Regions from separate parts of the Homo sapiens genome. Here region 1 is linked to region 2. The links are chromatin loops, found by intact Hi-C in ENCODE. Cell type or tissue: OCI-LY7. All regions are shown on one strand.

What was found. Hi-C counts contacts between places; a loop is a spot of excess contacts. Peaks named below come from ENCODE experiments on the same cell type or tissue, not always from the same donor. Only the 100,000 strongest peaks of a DNase experiment are listed, where the experiment ranks them.
Region 1: it touches region 2 in a loop (2.8-fold over the local background); 2 of 110 quality-filtered maps call a loop at or near these places.

What each region holds. Positions count from the first base shown.
Region 1 is chr3:140,812,526-140,820,525 of GRCh38, reverse strand. No RefSeq gene overlaps it. Among named protein-coding and RNA genes, the nearest start is that of SLC25A36, 130 kb to the left of the region's middle. In OCI-LY7, no CTCF peak of the experiment used is centred here; a DNase peak (open chromatin) is centred at 3,955; H3K4me3 peaks cover 944 bases; H3K27ac peaks cover 1,085 bases.
Region 2 is chr3:140,753,355-140,761,354 of GRCh38, reverse strand. No RefSeq gene overlaps it. Among named protein-coding and RNA genes, the nearest start is that of TRIM42, 79 kb to the right of the region's middle. In OCI-LY7, a CTCF peak has its summit at 7,004; DNase peaks (open chromatin) are centred at 4,524 and 6,914; H3K4me3 peaks cover 3,297 bases; H3K27ac peaks cover 4,350 bases.

The DNA.
Region 1 (8,000 bases), 59 kb before region 2:
CTCAAAGCGGGACCAGCTTTGGTACAATTAGTGCCATTGAACTTATCTGAGGGATCAAACTCAGACCACACTTTGGCTTAGTTTTTTTCCTCTCCCCCCAACCCCTTCTTTCCTTATCTCCCTTCTTTGAGGGCATTCCCCAGTAAATCACTTGAACAAGAAGCCCCATCTTAGGTTCTGCTTCTAGGAAGCCCAACCTAAAACAGTTATTATGCACAGAAATGTGAGGACCTAGTGCTAAGGAGACAGGGTAGGAGGCTCTGCCATGGTTCAGGCACACAATAAGGCTATGACCTGGGGAAGTGGCAGTGAGAAGAGAAAGAATGAGAGAGGTGCCAGAGACATTAGAATGAGGCGATCTGCGAGGAGTCCCTATATGACTGGGTAGGGGCTGAAGGAGGAAGCAAACATGACTGATGTTTTAGGTATAGGTGAGGATAGCACATGTGGTGATACTCACATTAATGGGAAGGAGGATTCTTCACTTTTTCCTTTTCTACCTCTGCAAAGGCAACCACCTCTAGCTCACTTCTGTCCTCACTGGGCTTGCCTCTGGGCTCCTGCTCCTGCTTCTCTCTCCTCCCTGAGTTGTTTTGGGCTCACAGTTGTTCCCTGCCTGGCAGAGTCTCCATTCCTCAAGTGTGCTACATCTCTCTAATCAGATGATGATTTCCATGTCTTCAAGGACTGTGCTGTATTGGTTACTGTATAGAGGTCCATGTGTGTTTTTCGTATGTAAAGGGAATTTTTAAATGTTTGTCACAGAGAAATAGGAACGCTTTTACACTGTCGGTGGGAATGTAAATTAGTTCAATCATTGTGGAAGACAGTGTGGCGATTCCTCAAAGATCTAGAACCAGAAGTACTATTTGACCCAGCAATCCCATTACTGGGTAATACAGTATATAAAGAATAGAAATCATTCTATTACAAAGATATGTGCACACATATATTCACTGCAGCACTATTCACAATAGCAAAGACATGGAACCAACCCAAATGCCCATCAATGATAGACTGGATAAAGAATATATGGTACATATATACCATGGAATACTATGTAGCCATAAAAACGAATGAGATCATGTCCTTTGCATGGACATGGATGAAGCTAGAAGCCATTATCCTCAGCAAACTAATATAGGAACAGAAAACCAAACACTGCATGTTCTCACTTATAAGTGGGAGCTGAACGATGAGAATACATAGACACAGGGAGGGGAACAAAACACATACTGGGGCCTATTGTGGGGAGGGAGAGCATTAGGAAAAATAACTAACGCATGCTGGTCTTAATACCTAGTTGATGGGTTGATAGGTACAGCAAACCACCATGGCACATGTCTAACTATGTAACAAACCTGCACGTCCTGCATGTGCACCCCAGAACTAAAAATAAAAATTGAAATAAAAAAATTTGTTGATTAATTAGTACCTTTGCTCTTAAAACACTGGTGTGCCGTAACAAGTCCTCCCTGGCTGGGCTGAGGGCTTTACATTTATATAATGTCATTACCTGCAGACCTTGGTTTCAGGACCGTGAAGTTACTTATTTTGCTTATCAACTTTGTTGAGAAATAATTTCTGTGAGATAAACCACATCTATTTAAAGCATACAATTCAATGAGTTTCGTCAGTTATTTGCACTTATAAAACCAGCATCACGATCAAGACAAAAGCCACTTGCATCATTTTTTTTGCCTCTTTGCATTCCATCCCACCTTACCTCTGGGCCCACACAACCACTGTCTTTTTTTTTTCTTTTGTCACTATAAATGGTTTGTATTTTCTGAAACTTAAACTAAAACAAGTTGCATTTTATGAAAATGGAATCATCCAGTATGTATTCTTTTTTTTTTTTCAGGTATTTATTTTTTTAATTTTGTTTTTATTTTCATTTTTATTTTCGAAACAAGGAGTACATGTGCAGGTTTGTTATATGGGAATGTTAAATGATTCCGAGGTTTGGAGTATGGATCTTGTCACCCAGGTAGTGAGCATAGCACCTGATAGGTAGTTTTCTAACTCATCCTCCCCACCAGCCTCCCACACATAAACTTTGCAGCAGCATGGATGTAGCTAGTGGCCATAATCTTAAGTGAATTAACACAGGAACAGAAAACCAAATACCTCAAGTTTAGCTTGAGTTTAGCATATTATGTCCGTATGTGCTCAATGTCCAGCCCCCACGTACCTCAGTGTTAAGTGGGAGCTAAACACTGAGCACACATGGACACAATATGAGAATAATAGACACTGTGGACTACTAAAGGAATGAGTCACTTTCTAAGTCAACAAATGATGCTAGCAGAAGAACTGTGGAAGAAGAAAAGTTATATCTTTAAAATGTACCTTTTTTTTTTTTGGAGAATAAATTGCTTCATCTTGATCATGTTGGAAGAGGTCCAATGTAATCTACTTGCCACCTAATGTTTTGTAGACCCCATCCAGGGGAAGTTTGCCTCTGCTCTGGGCTTAGATTTGATATCTTCTGTTGGTAACCTCAGAATTAGAGAATAACAAAATCAGGTTTAGTGAGAAAAAGTCATTTTTTTTCTCATTCACTGCATAATATCAAGACAATAAATTCTCTCCAGAACATACTATGAAAGAAAGCAGACTTGCCTTACCCTGTGAGAAACTTAAACCATGCATATATATGCAGACATTGCATGTCTATGCAAAAACAAACTGATTCTGCTTTTGTTTGTTTTGATTGAAAGTATATGTTGGATTAATAATGCATGCCAGGTGTTAGGTACAGTATCATTCTGCTCTAACAATAGTATCATGTGTAGAAATGCAGCAGCAATTGGTATCTTACAATATGTATTCTTTTGTGCTAGGCTTCTTTCACTCACCATGATCATTTAGAGATTCACTCATGTTGTTAAGAGTATTAATAGTATTAGTAGTCCATTTTCTAAGTTAAAATTTTCATTTTGACATAATTTTAGATTCATATACTGTTGTAAGAAATAATACAGAGGGCCCTTGTGTACATTTTACCGAGTTTCCCCCAATAGGTACATCTTATAAAAATACAGTACACTATTACAACCAGGATATGGACAATGGTACAGTCAATCACTACAAGGAAATAAATCTCTCAGTTGCTCTTTTCTAGCCACATCCACTTTCATCACACCCGCTGCCTCTTTTTAAAAAATAGGCTTTATTTTTTAGAGCAGTTTTAGGTTCATAGCAAAATTGAACAGAGGGTACAGACATTTCCCATATGCCCCCTGCCCCCACTGACATGCACAGCTTCCCCCATTACCGACAGCCCCCACCAGAGTGGTATATTTGCTACAACTGAAGGACCCATATTGATACATTTTTATCACATAAAGTTTTTAGTTTACATTAGGGTTTATTCTTGGTGTTGTACCGAGTTAGGAGTTGGGTCTTTACTCCAGAGGTGAGGATTGGACACTGGACCAAATTGGGGACTAGCTAAAACAGAGACTGGGCAAAAGCAGCTTTCCATAAGACATGCTCACTGGTATGCCATATTAGTTTACCATTGCCATGGCAACATCTGGGAGTTACTGCCCTTTTCCATGGCAATGACCTGACAACCCAAACGTTATTACCCTTTTCCCAGAAATTTCTGCATAAACCATTTCTCAATCTACATGTAATTAAAAAGTAAGTATAAATATGACTGCATAGCTGCCCCGAGCTGCTACTCTCAGTAGCAGCTGCCTATGGAATATCCCTGCTTTGTAGGAGCAGCCACAGAGCTGTAACACTGCCAGAGCTGTAACACTGCTGCTTCAATAAAGCCGTTTTTTTTTCTACCCTATCACCAGCTTGCCCTTGAATTCTTTCCCAGGCAAAGCCAAGAACCCTTGTAGGCTAAGCCCCAATTTGAAGCTCACCTATCCTGTATCAGTATATTCTATGGGTTTGGACAAATATGTAATGACATGTTTCACCATTATAGTATCATACAGAGTAGTTTCACTTCCCTAAAAATTTTCTGTGTTCTGCCGGTTCACCCCTCCCTCTCCCCTACTTCTGACCCCTGGCAACCACTGATCATTTTATTGTCTTCATAATTTTGTCTTTTCTACAATGTTATATAGTTGGAATCATACAGTGTGTAGCCTTTTCAGATTGGCTTCTTTCACTTAATAATATGCGTTTAAGTTTACTCCAGATCTTTTCATGGCTTGATAGGTCATTTCTTTTTAGTGCTGAATAACATTTTATTGTCTGGAAGTACCATGGTTTATTCATCCACTCTCCTACTGAAGGCTATCTTGGTTGCTTCCAAGTTGTGGCATTTATGAATAAAACTGCCATAAACCTTCATGTGCAGGTTTTTGTGTGGACATAAGTTTTCAATTCTTTTGGGTAATACCAAGGAGAACCATTGCTGAATCATATGGTAAGAGTATATTTACTTATTAGAAACTGCCAAACTGTCTTCCAGGGTGGTTGTACTATTTTGCATTCCCACCAGCAATAAGTGAGTTTATTTGTATCCTCATCAGCATTTGGTGTTGTCAGTGTTCCGGATTTTGCCAGTTTAATAGGTGTGAGTGGTATGTCATTGTTGCTTTAATTTGCATTTCCATGATGACATATGATGTGAATCCTCTCTTCAACATGCTTGTTTGCCATCTGTATATTTTCTTTGGTGAGGTGTTTGTTAAGGTCTCTGGCCCATTTTTTAAATTGGGTTGTTTGTGTTCTTATTATTGATTTTTATGAGTTCTTTGTATATTTGGGATCATAGTTCTTTATCAGGTATTTGTTTAGCAAATATTTTCTCCCTATCTGTTGTCTTCTCATTCTCTTAACAGTGTCTTTCACATAACATTTTTAATTTTAATGAAGTCCAGCTTATCAATTCTTTCTTTCATGGATTGTGCTTTTGGTGTTGTATCTAACAAGTTACTGTGTAACTCAAAGTCATGTCTAGATTTTCTCCTATGTAATTATTTTCTATGTAAATAATTAGAGTTTATAATATTTTACTAAATTTAGATAATACAGAAAAATAAAAATCATTTGCAATCTCTAACATGACTCCTACAAAGATCAAAGATAGTAGGTCTGTAAAAATAATAGATATTTGTTTTTTAAAATTGGACATTCTATAAATATTCTTTTATAATGTATACTTTCCATTTAACAATATATTTTAAGCATTTAAATATGTCATTCAATATTATTAACATGATTTTCATTATTGTACAGTATTTTATCAATCCTTATGTTCATTCAGTTTGCCTTGAATATTTCAGTATTATAAATAATGCCTCAGTGAAGGATCTTGTACATTATCCTCTAGGGGTTTTATAGTTTTGTGTTTTACATTTAAGTCTATGATCTATTTTGAGTTAACTTTTGTGAAGGACGTAAGCTCTGTGTCTAGATTAATTTTTTTTGCATGTGGATGTCCATTTGTTGCAGTACAGTTTGTTGAAAAGATTATATTTTTTATTTTATTTCCTTTGTCCCTTTGTCAAAGATCAGTTGACTATGTGGACTTATTTATGGGCTCTCTATTTTGTTCCATTGATCTATTTGCCTATTCTTCCACCAGTTCCGCACTGTCTTGATTACTGTTGCTTTTACAATAAGTCTTGAGGTTGGGTAGTTTCAGTTCTTCAACTTTGTTCTTCAATATTGTGTGGCTATTCTGTTTTTTCTTTTCTTTCTTTTTTTTGCCTCTCCATATAAACTTTAGAATCAGTTTGTCAAGATTCACAAAATAACTTACTGGGATTTTGATTGGAATTGCATTGAATTTATAGATCAAGCTGGGAAGAACAGACATCTTGATAATTTTTTTGGTTTGGTTGTGTGCCCCCAGAATTCATATGTTGAAATCCTAACCCCAATGCGGTAGTTTTAGAAGGTGGAGACTTTGGGAGGTAATTAGGTCTTAGGGTAGAGCCTTCAGAAGTGGGATTAGTGCCCTTATGAGAAAAGACATGAATGATTGCTTCCTGTCTCTGCTCTCCAGCATATAAGGACACAACCAGAAGACATCAATCTGCAAACCAGAAAGTGGGCTCTCATCAGACACTGAGTCTGCTGACACCTTGATCTTGGACTTCCCAGCCTCCAGAACTGTGAGCATTATATGTTTTTTTTAGCCACCCAGTCTATGATAATTTGTTATAGTAGTCTGAATTTACTAATACAACAATATGGGGTCTTCCTATCCATGAACATGAAATATATTTCCATTTATTTAGTTCTTGTTTACTTTAATTCAGCAGAGATTTATAGTTTCCCTCATATAGACATTGTTTATATTTTGTTAGATTTATACCTAAGTATTTCAATTTTGGGGGTGCTAATGTAAATGATATTATGTTTTAAATTTTAAATCACACTTGTTCATTGCTGGGATGTAGAAAAGTGATTGACTTTGCATATTAACCTCATATCCTGCAACCTTACTATAATCACTTATAGTTCCAGGGGTTTTTTGTTGTTGGTTCTTTAGGCTATTCTGCATAGACAATCATGTCATCTGTGAACAAAGGACGTTTTCTTTTTTCCTCATCTGTATACTCTTTGCTTTCTTTTCTTGTCTTATTGCATTTTCTAGTACTTCCAGTATAGTGTTGAAAATCAGTAGTGACAGGGGACAACCCTGCCTTGTTTTTTTTATCTTAGTGGGGAAGCTTCCAGTTTCTCTCCATTAAGTTTGAAATTGACTGTGGATTTTTGTAGATACTCCTCATCAATTGAGGAAATTCTCCTCTGTTCCTAGTTTACTGAGGGTTTCTTTTTTTAATCATGGATGAATATTGGATTTTGTGAAATGCTTTATTTTGCATTTAGTTGTATGTTCATGTGACTTTTCATTTTTAGCCTATTCATGTGATAGAGTACATTAATTGATTTTTGAATGCTGAAACAGCTTTGCATACTTGGGATAAATACCACTTGGTCATGGTGTATAATTCTTTTTATACATTGTTAGATTTAATTTACTAATATTTTGTTGAGGATTATTGCATCTATTTTCATGAGAGATATTGGTCTGATATTTTTTTTCTCTCATAATACCTTTCTGGTTTTGATATTATGGTAATACTGGCCCTATCAAATGAGTTAGGAAAATTCCCTCTTGTTTCTATCTTCTGGAAGATATTGTAGATAATTGGTATAAGATATTCCTTAAATGTTTGGGAGGATTCACAAGTGAATACATCTGGGCCTGGTACTTTCTGTTTTGAAAGCTTATTAATTTTTGATTCAATTTATTTAGTAGATATAGACCTATTTGAATTGTCTATTTCTTCTTGTGTGAGTTTTGGTAGATTGTGTTTTTCAAGGAATTGATTCATTTCATCTAGGCCATCAAATTTGTGAGCATAGAGTTGTGCATAGTATTCCTTGCATATCTTTTTAATTTCCACAGAATCTGTAGTGAAGTCCCTTTTTCATTTGTGATATGAATAATTTTGTTCTTTCTTTTAGTTCCTCAGCCTGACTAGAGGCTTATCAATTTTATTGATCTTAAAAAAACAGCTTTTGGTTTGGTTGATTCTTTTCTATTGGAATCCTGTTTTCAATTGTATTGATTTATGCTCTAATTTTCATTATTTCTTTTCTTCCTCTTACTTTAGATTTAATTTGACCTTTCTTTGTACTTTCCTAAGGTGGAAGCTTAAATGATTAATTTTAGATCTTTACTCTTCTTTGTATATGCAATCAATGCTATAAATTCTCTGTAAGCACTGCTTTTGCAACATCTCAGAAATTTTGATAAATGTTTTCGCTTTCATTTGGTTAAAATATTTTTAAATTTCTCTTGAGATCTCTTCTTTGACCCATGTGTTATTTAGAAGTGTGTTATTTAATCTCCAAGTATTTTAGTATTTAGTATTTTACATTCTAAAATACCTTTCTGTTATTGATTTCTTATTCAATTCCATTGTGGTCAAAGGGCAGGCATTGCATAATTTTTATTTTTTTAAATTTGTTAAAGTGTGCTTTATGACCTAGAATATAGTCTGTCTTGA
Region 2 (8,000 bases):
CCTCCCCAGCCATGTGAAACTGTAAGTCCAATTAAACCTCTTTTTCCCCGCCCCCGAGTCTTGGATATGTCTTTGTCAGCAGTGTGAAAACAGACTAATACAGTTTCCAAATGGAGGGGGCTGTCTGGGTTGTGAGTTTTGCTGAATCAGACCACAATTCATGGATCAGTACAGATCTATTAGGTGTTGCATGGGCTCCCAGTGCTGGACAGGTTGATGCCAGGGACATAGGCTACATAACCCTTTCCTATGAAGAGATTATATCTTCTTGATGATACACATACTTACCTACAACTGACAGCACAAAACAAGAATTTTTCTCCAATCACAGGCTTCAAACATGCTCTGTTGTTTTTCCTTTTCCTACCCCTTGACAACAGTTCAGGCAGATCTTGTAACGTGGTCCTGTCAGCTACAATGATGGTCATTTTGACAGCTGGGAATCATGTTCAGGCAGCAAATGGTCCTTGGGGTCAAATTGCAACTTCAGCCTCCCTCTCTCCCCTCTAAAGCTTCTCCCTCTCCCCAGCTCAGCCTGGCCTGTGTGTGACTCAGGACTTCTTTCATTCTCTCTTCGTCATTAGGATTTTTGGGGGGTGGGCAAGAGGAGGGAGAACTTGAAGAAAGGGGTCAAAGCCCCTGTACTTAATGGGCTCCGCTGTTATGGTTCCTTCTTTGCTCACAGGGGCTGGCTACGGATGGTTTTTAGTGCCAGGGAGGAATGTGCTTGCTGTCTTGCAGTTACATGTGTGGGTTTTTCAGAAGCCTCTCAGGAGGGTGCCTTACCACCCAGATCCCTGGCCTCCTGGTGAGGCACTCCCTGCCTGGCCTCTTGTGGCTCCTGTCCCCAGCTCCTGCCCACAACACAGTCCCTTCCTGCTGGGGCTCCTTGGCTTATGGGAGGTCCACCCTTGCTCCTCCAAATTCTATGGCTCTCTTTCCTCATGGGCTACTCTGCTCAGCCTCCCACCCTCAGAATTCTCCAGCTGAGATCCAGGAGACTATGCCTTCTCTCCCCTAAAGTACAGGCAACTCTTGTCCAAGTCTCCCAAGAAGAGTGTCCCCACATTCTTTACTGGGGCAGCCCTAGGACAGGACAGGGATTTCTGCAGCTCGGCAAGCATCTGGCTGGGGAGGATGGTCAAGCTCCCTTTCTGCAGCATCCTGCATCTCGCTGAGTGTTGTCCTAAGAGCCCTTCTCACCCGGCCTAGGTTGGACAGGAGCACTCATCTCCCCACTTCTTTCATAGCCATCTCCCCCAGGGACTCTTTCTCTCATTAATGACCTCCTTTGACTTTCTAGTCTGTGTATAAGGAGAGGGGAGTAGTGGGGCAGGCTTATAGGACCACTTGGTTGTTTCACCGGGGCCTGTTATGGGGTGGGGGGAGGGGGGAGGGATAGCATTAGGAGATATACCTAATGTTAAATGACGAGTTAATGGGTGCAGCACACCAATATGGCACATGTATACATATGTAACTAACCTGCACATTGTGCACATGTTCCCTAAAACTTAAAGTATATATAAAAAAATAAGCATTTGGTACTCTCTTTATAATTAGGGGCATTTAACACTAAAATCCTCAGGCACGGGGTTGTGATTCTGAGCTGGGCTGGAACATCTCATTCACCCTTCTGTCTATGCACAGATGAAGGGAAAGCATCAGAAAACACATGGCAATGGACTTGACTTGGGGGTCTCTGCTCTGCCCATTAGGTGTTATAAGATAGGAAAGACAACAGGCTTGGAGTCTTAAGACTGCAGGATCAGGGCCTGAACTGAGCCTTGAGGGAATTTTTTTTAACTTGAAAAATTGCATTATAAAAGTTATACATGCTCCTTATACAAAACAGCCACAAATAAAATCAACCTTCCTTCCCTCCAGTCTTGCTTCTCTAAGATAACCTCTCATGACAGTTTGCTCTGTATACTTCCTGCTTTTTTAAAAAATGCACGTATAAAAGCACATATCCAAACCACAAATAAAGCACACAGATTTTTTTCAAGAGCACCCCATGTGTATTGGCTTGAAGGATTTCGAACAGTCGTTTTCAAATATTTGTGTGCTTCCTGTCCCTGACCTGGAGAGACAGGGCTGCCAGGTATGACTGTGCAGGCTACACTCTGTCCAAGAGTGCCTGCCTGAAGGATTTAGTGGGCCTGAGAACCAGCCCGTGTTCTGTTGCCCAGCCACACACCCTGGCTATGTGCATTTGGAGAAGGGGCACCGGAGGGAGGGAGGCCTTTTCCTAATTACAGCAAAGGCACTGGATCTTTGAGAAAGTTCCTGGTTAGTGAAATCAGAGAAGGAAACTGACCAGTCTAATGCCAGAGCAAGGCTATTGTGTCACCCAAGGCCATGTGTGTAAAGAAGCAGGTGGACTCTATACCAAGGACACATGAGCTGTGAGGTCAGGGACCTCTGGGAACTCAGAAGAACACATGCTCCTGCCCTCTGGAAGCTGACAATCCGTGAATGGAGGAAGTCACACACCTGAAATGTATGTGAACAAAAGTCAAACGGAGTGTGGGATGCTGTTGGTATCTTAGATCCATGCTTCTGTCTGGGGATATGCTCTTCCAGGCTTTCTGATGGTCAGTGTCACTGCCCTGCTCAAAATCCTTCACTGGTGTGTCTTCCATCACCTTCAGGAGAAAGAAAACCCAAACTTCTTTCCAGGACACGTGAGGAGAGACCTTTGAGATCTGACCCCTGCCCCTGGCACCAGCCCCATTTCCTGGCCCTGGGGTGCTTCCAGGATCCTCTCCCTAACATGCACCTGCTCTCACGGCTCTGCAACCTCTGGCGTTGGCACATGTTGGTCTCCCAGTCTGGATGTCCTCATGGCCACCTGCCCCAGGTGCTCCTCTCTCTCTCTGGCTAGCACTGACTTAGTTCCTAACTGTGGTGATGCCCATGTGGTTTGGGAATTTCCTTCCAAATACCGTCTTTAATCTTCCTTGTAGTTTAAGTGGAGTTGGAAACAGTGCAGCTGGTAATAGACTGTGTCGTATTCATTCATTCCTAAAACTTCACAGGCCGACAGAAGTGAGAAAGGAGGTCCAGATAGCCCCGCCTGGGTCTCAGAGAGGGAGGGCTTCAGGAAGACATATTGAGTTTTTGTGCAAATTAAACTTTACGTGCAGTGACAAACCATTACATGCTCTGTTGAGGTAGAAAATGGCATTTTTCTCTAAGCCCTGTTATGTTTGAAAGTTATTTGAATAATAGTATACTTGTACATCCAAATCAATTTCTTGTTAGAATAAGTCTACTTTTGAAAAACAGTCTTTCAGGACACACATATTTAATCTTGATGGAAGATCATTTCATTTTCTGACACCATTCAGCTTCAGTGTTCAGTTGTAGTTGGAATTAACACAAATAAGCTCCTAATTGTGTTTTGTGAATCAAAACCTAGAAAAAAATTAAATCTTCCTCAAAAAGAAAATATATTTCATATATATGGTGCCCTCTGGATACCGTGGAAAGCCTGAGGTTGTCTCAATCACCTGAGCAGGTTAGACTTTTTATGCCAGTGTTTGCTGCCAGTGATGGATGAGTTTTCTTTCCTGAGGAATGTGGATGATGAAAAATAGTGACCTCTTTGCTTTCCACAGGGCCCTTCCATCTGCCCATGCTGCCCCCATCTCCTGATTTGTGAAATTCATCAGGTGTGCACCCTTCTAATGGCTGCTCCGATGAAAACAGTAAAAACCCATCAAGCCAGACCAAGAGGAGTGACCTACTTATATCAGATTGTGTTAACTTTCTGTAAGTGTGCATTTTCTGCCCTGTTCTCAGCTTCTTTTGATAGATGATGTAGGGAGCTGATCAGTGAAACTCCTCTACAGTATTTATCATAGCTTGTTGGTGAGGATATTGACACTAAATCAGTGGACCCTGTTTGAAGAGCCACATGAAAATTTGAAGGCTTGAATACAAGAAAGGCTTTGTTTCATCCAAGAAACTGCTATGCTTGATTTTCCATGGACAGATTCAAATTCATAATTGATTGTCTTCTTTTGGCTCCCAGGAATCTCAGAGTCATATTTGCAGTCCAGCCTTTCACCCTTGTCTGACCCTGTGAACCCCATATTTATGTATGCTGTCTCTTGATTCATCTTTCTACTTTATTTACACTAGTTTCTGATGTTTATTGGATCTATATTTATATTCATATATCTAGCTCTAGCTCCTTTTATCAAGCACATAGAATGAGTGGAACCTGACAAGGTGCTAGCAGGAGACAAGTATTTATGTGTATTTATTCTTTTGCACCACTATCCCATCAGACCTGGTCTGTGGACACCACTCTTCCCTGCATCCAAAATGAAATTGCTACACAGTACCATAACTTTTCTTGTCAATCTTAGGTAAAAACATTCTTTGTTCACTTTCAATCACAAGAACAGTCTCATCTTCATAGTTTCAATGTTCACTTCTGAGCAGTAACAAAAATTCAGAATTGTTTTCAAGTTTCAACTTCCCCAGCTGTGAGTCTACTTCTGGATGTGAAACCTTGCTGGGTGGGGGCACTGAGGATGCAGTGAGCATTGACAGTCAGCCTCTGTTTTTCTCTGAATTGCTCTTCTAGCCTTCTCCACCCTCTTCCCCACACTGCCTCTTGCTCCTCCTGAGTAGAATGAAAGAAGGGGGTAGGAAAGTTCTTACCTGCTGGGGTTGCCTTGTCCTGAGAGAGAAGGCAGTTTTGGTCTTTTCAAAATGACCCATCTGGCTTCCATAATGCAGCCCTGGGGCTAAAACACAGGATGCACCTCTGTCCAGCTGTGGGTGGAAGGCAGTTTGCTCCTAGGTTGTTTCAGCCAGCTTCCCATGCATTCCTTTACACCTAGGTGGTGCAGCCATCTCTGTGCCTGTCACACACCAAAGACACAGGTCAAACTCCACAAATGTTTTTTGTAATACTCTTGCATTTTTCTGACTTCACAATTTGGCCATGGGCCAGTTTATTGGCCAGGAAAGAGTTGAGCACTTAGAGGGCTGCTCAGGAGGGTTCAGTGAAGGGATTGTGAGTAAAGGCGGTGTGGGCAGGGCAAGGACAAAAGATTGTGAGGCTCCTGGACACTAGCAGCATGCCCTGAAAGGGTTGGGAGAGGAAATAGTATATTGGATGTGAAAGACAGGCCACTGGATAGGTGTAGTGGCTCAGAGGAGCCATCCAGAGCCACAGCAGTGGCCAGGCAGGGGTGTGTTATGGGTTGAACTGTGTCGCTCCAAAGATATATTGAAGTCCTAACCTTTGGTATCTGTGAATGTGGCTTTTTTTTTCTTTTGAAATAGAGTCCTTGTGATGAAATCAGGACATAATAATTAAGATGAGACCATACTAGATTAGGGTGGTCTTTAATCCAATATGATTGGTGTCCTTATAATAGGAGAAGAGACAGACTCAGACCCAGAGAGGAGAACACCATGTGGAGATGGAGGCAGAGGTTGGAGTGATGCACCTACAAGCCAAGGAACACTGTGGATGGCAGCAGCTGCCAGAAGCCAGGAGAGAGGCATGGAGCAGGTGCTCCCTCAGAGTCACCAGCAGGAACCAACCCTGCTGACACTTTGATTTCAAACCTCTGTCTTCCAGAACGGTGATAGAATAAATTTCTGTTGTTTTAAGCCATCCAAGTCTGTGGTAATTTACTATGGCAGCTCTAGGAAACTAACACTAGTGTAGGATAAAAAATTTTCTCAACTCTGTCCCCTTGTTTTCTCTCATTATGATGCCTATCACTGGCCGGACCCAACTGGAAGCTGGAAAGCAAGGGAACTGTGATGTGGTCCCTGGAGGTCAGCCTCTAGGTGCAATGCAGAGCAGAGAATGGATGGAGGGTGACTATAAATGGAGAATAATCCAGGCTTCTATCTTCTTCAAGTTCAGAGTCAGGTGGAAGATGACATGAACCCCAAAGGCTCTGGAGAAACTGCTGTCTCGACCCCTCTTTTCCACCCCTTGCACCTGGTTCTGTTGTGAACACAAGCAGGCTGAGAACACAGCTTGTTCCTCAAAACTGCATCTTGGACAAGAAATTGACTTTCCCCGGGGAACAATGTTATAAACAGGCGAGGAGTGGTATGTGCGTGCCGAAGAAAGAGATGATGTAGAAGTTAAAAGGCTGGAGAACAATAAACATGAAAAGCAGTTCAACGTCATTTGTAAGCAAGCCAACTCAAGTAAAAATAACACTGAAATGAATTCATTGCCACCCTTCAGGTTGGCACAGAAGGATGTGATGGCTGTCTCCCAGGGCTGGTGAAGGCAGGGGGAAGAAGACTCACTCTCTACTGCTGCAGGACTGGTTGTGGATTCGGTGAGGCGTAAAGACCCCAGCACAGTGCTGGCTCCCTTTCTCTTCCTGCTCAGCTCCTTTCCCGACATCTGCAACTTGCATTGTAAAGCAAAAGACAGGGAAAAGTCAAGGTTCAGCATCAATGTCTCAGTGCTGTGCAGTGTTATTTGCATAAACCTTCCCATTCACTGATGGAAACCCCTGGCATGTTCATGCCAAGCATTCTTAGCAGTACACATACCTGGGGCAGATCAAGTGCTATCATGAGAAAATTGACTGCATTAAATCACACAGGTCTTAAGGGAAGTGGAAGGGCAGGGTGGGAACTGATAGCTAAGAACAACATTTGCACCTTATGACAATTGCCTCATCATTGTAATCCCATTGGGGAAACCTATACAAATATGACTAGTGTAGCTGCAGTGTGTGTTCTGCCCATAGCTCCTCAGGTATTTTCACCATTTCCACCTGTGCCAACCTGATGTCTGGTAACTGATACTTTCATCTTTGTTGTGGTTTGCCTTCAGAGTACAGAAAACCCCTTTGTCCCTGTAAACAGCCAGCAGGAAGTGCCTATGAATTAATCACGCTTAACCACTGACAAGTGGTTTATGAGTGTTGGTCAAGAATATTCAGCTCCCTGGCCAAAATAATTCTGAACCCTATTTTGTGCTATTTACCAGAGCGCCCCCAGGGGATTAAGCTTTAATCTTCCACTGTTGTAGCTGGCTGAATAATGGTTGCCTTCCCCTCCCATACCACTTGCCCTCCTTCCTACCCCTGTTCCTTGCACCTCCCTATAGGTGGCTTGTCCTCAGAGACTTGGCTCAAAGTCTGCTTCTGGGGCAATATAAACTAAGACAAGTGGCAAGCGAGGCCTGCTTAGCCCATGTTTTCCAGATATACATTTTGAGACTCAGGGACTGGGCTAACTTTGGTCACTTGCTCCTTGTTTTTTTGTGTTAATCCATCACCAACAGTTGCACAGCTCATTCATAACATCCACATAATGAAATCATGTATCCAGCAAGGGTTGATAGGTGTAAATTATTAACAGTTATTAAATACTTTTATTATACTCACTTAACTACAGCAGAAAATGGGGAACTAAGGATAAGTAACTTGTCAGGATCACACAGTAGGTGAAGGAGCCGGATTTCAAACCCAGCACCTATATTTTGAACCCCCATTTGTAATGACTGTACCATACTGTACCCTTAATAGAATGATGCCTGCTCTACTGTTTTGTGTCAAACCTTATTGCCATTCTTCTTATAAGTCTTTTGTTTCATGTAAGTGAACAGAGAAATAAACATACAGGCCCATGGGGATGTAGATGGCCAAGTGAGAGGGAGGCTAAATAGGCAGAGCTCTCTAGAGTTCCCATCCCTTTTCAACCAAGAAATTCCATATTCATATGTTATATGAGTACATTCTCTATAGGATGTCACAGGGTACTGGGGAAGTGTTTGGCAGCCACCAGTGTGGTAAGACATGACCTATTTTGCACTGTAGCTCTGCGGGGACTCAGGTGTGGAAATAGAGTCTTCGGATGGGGGTGTGGGATCACTAGGAAGCCATAGGAGGAGCAGGAGATGAGGTTACTTGTATCAGAGACTAAGGGACATTCAGAGCAAGAGAGGCTGGTGGGTTTAAAGAGATATTTGGGATATAACATTTCAAATACAG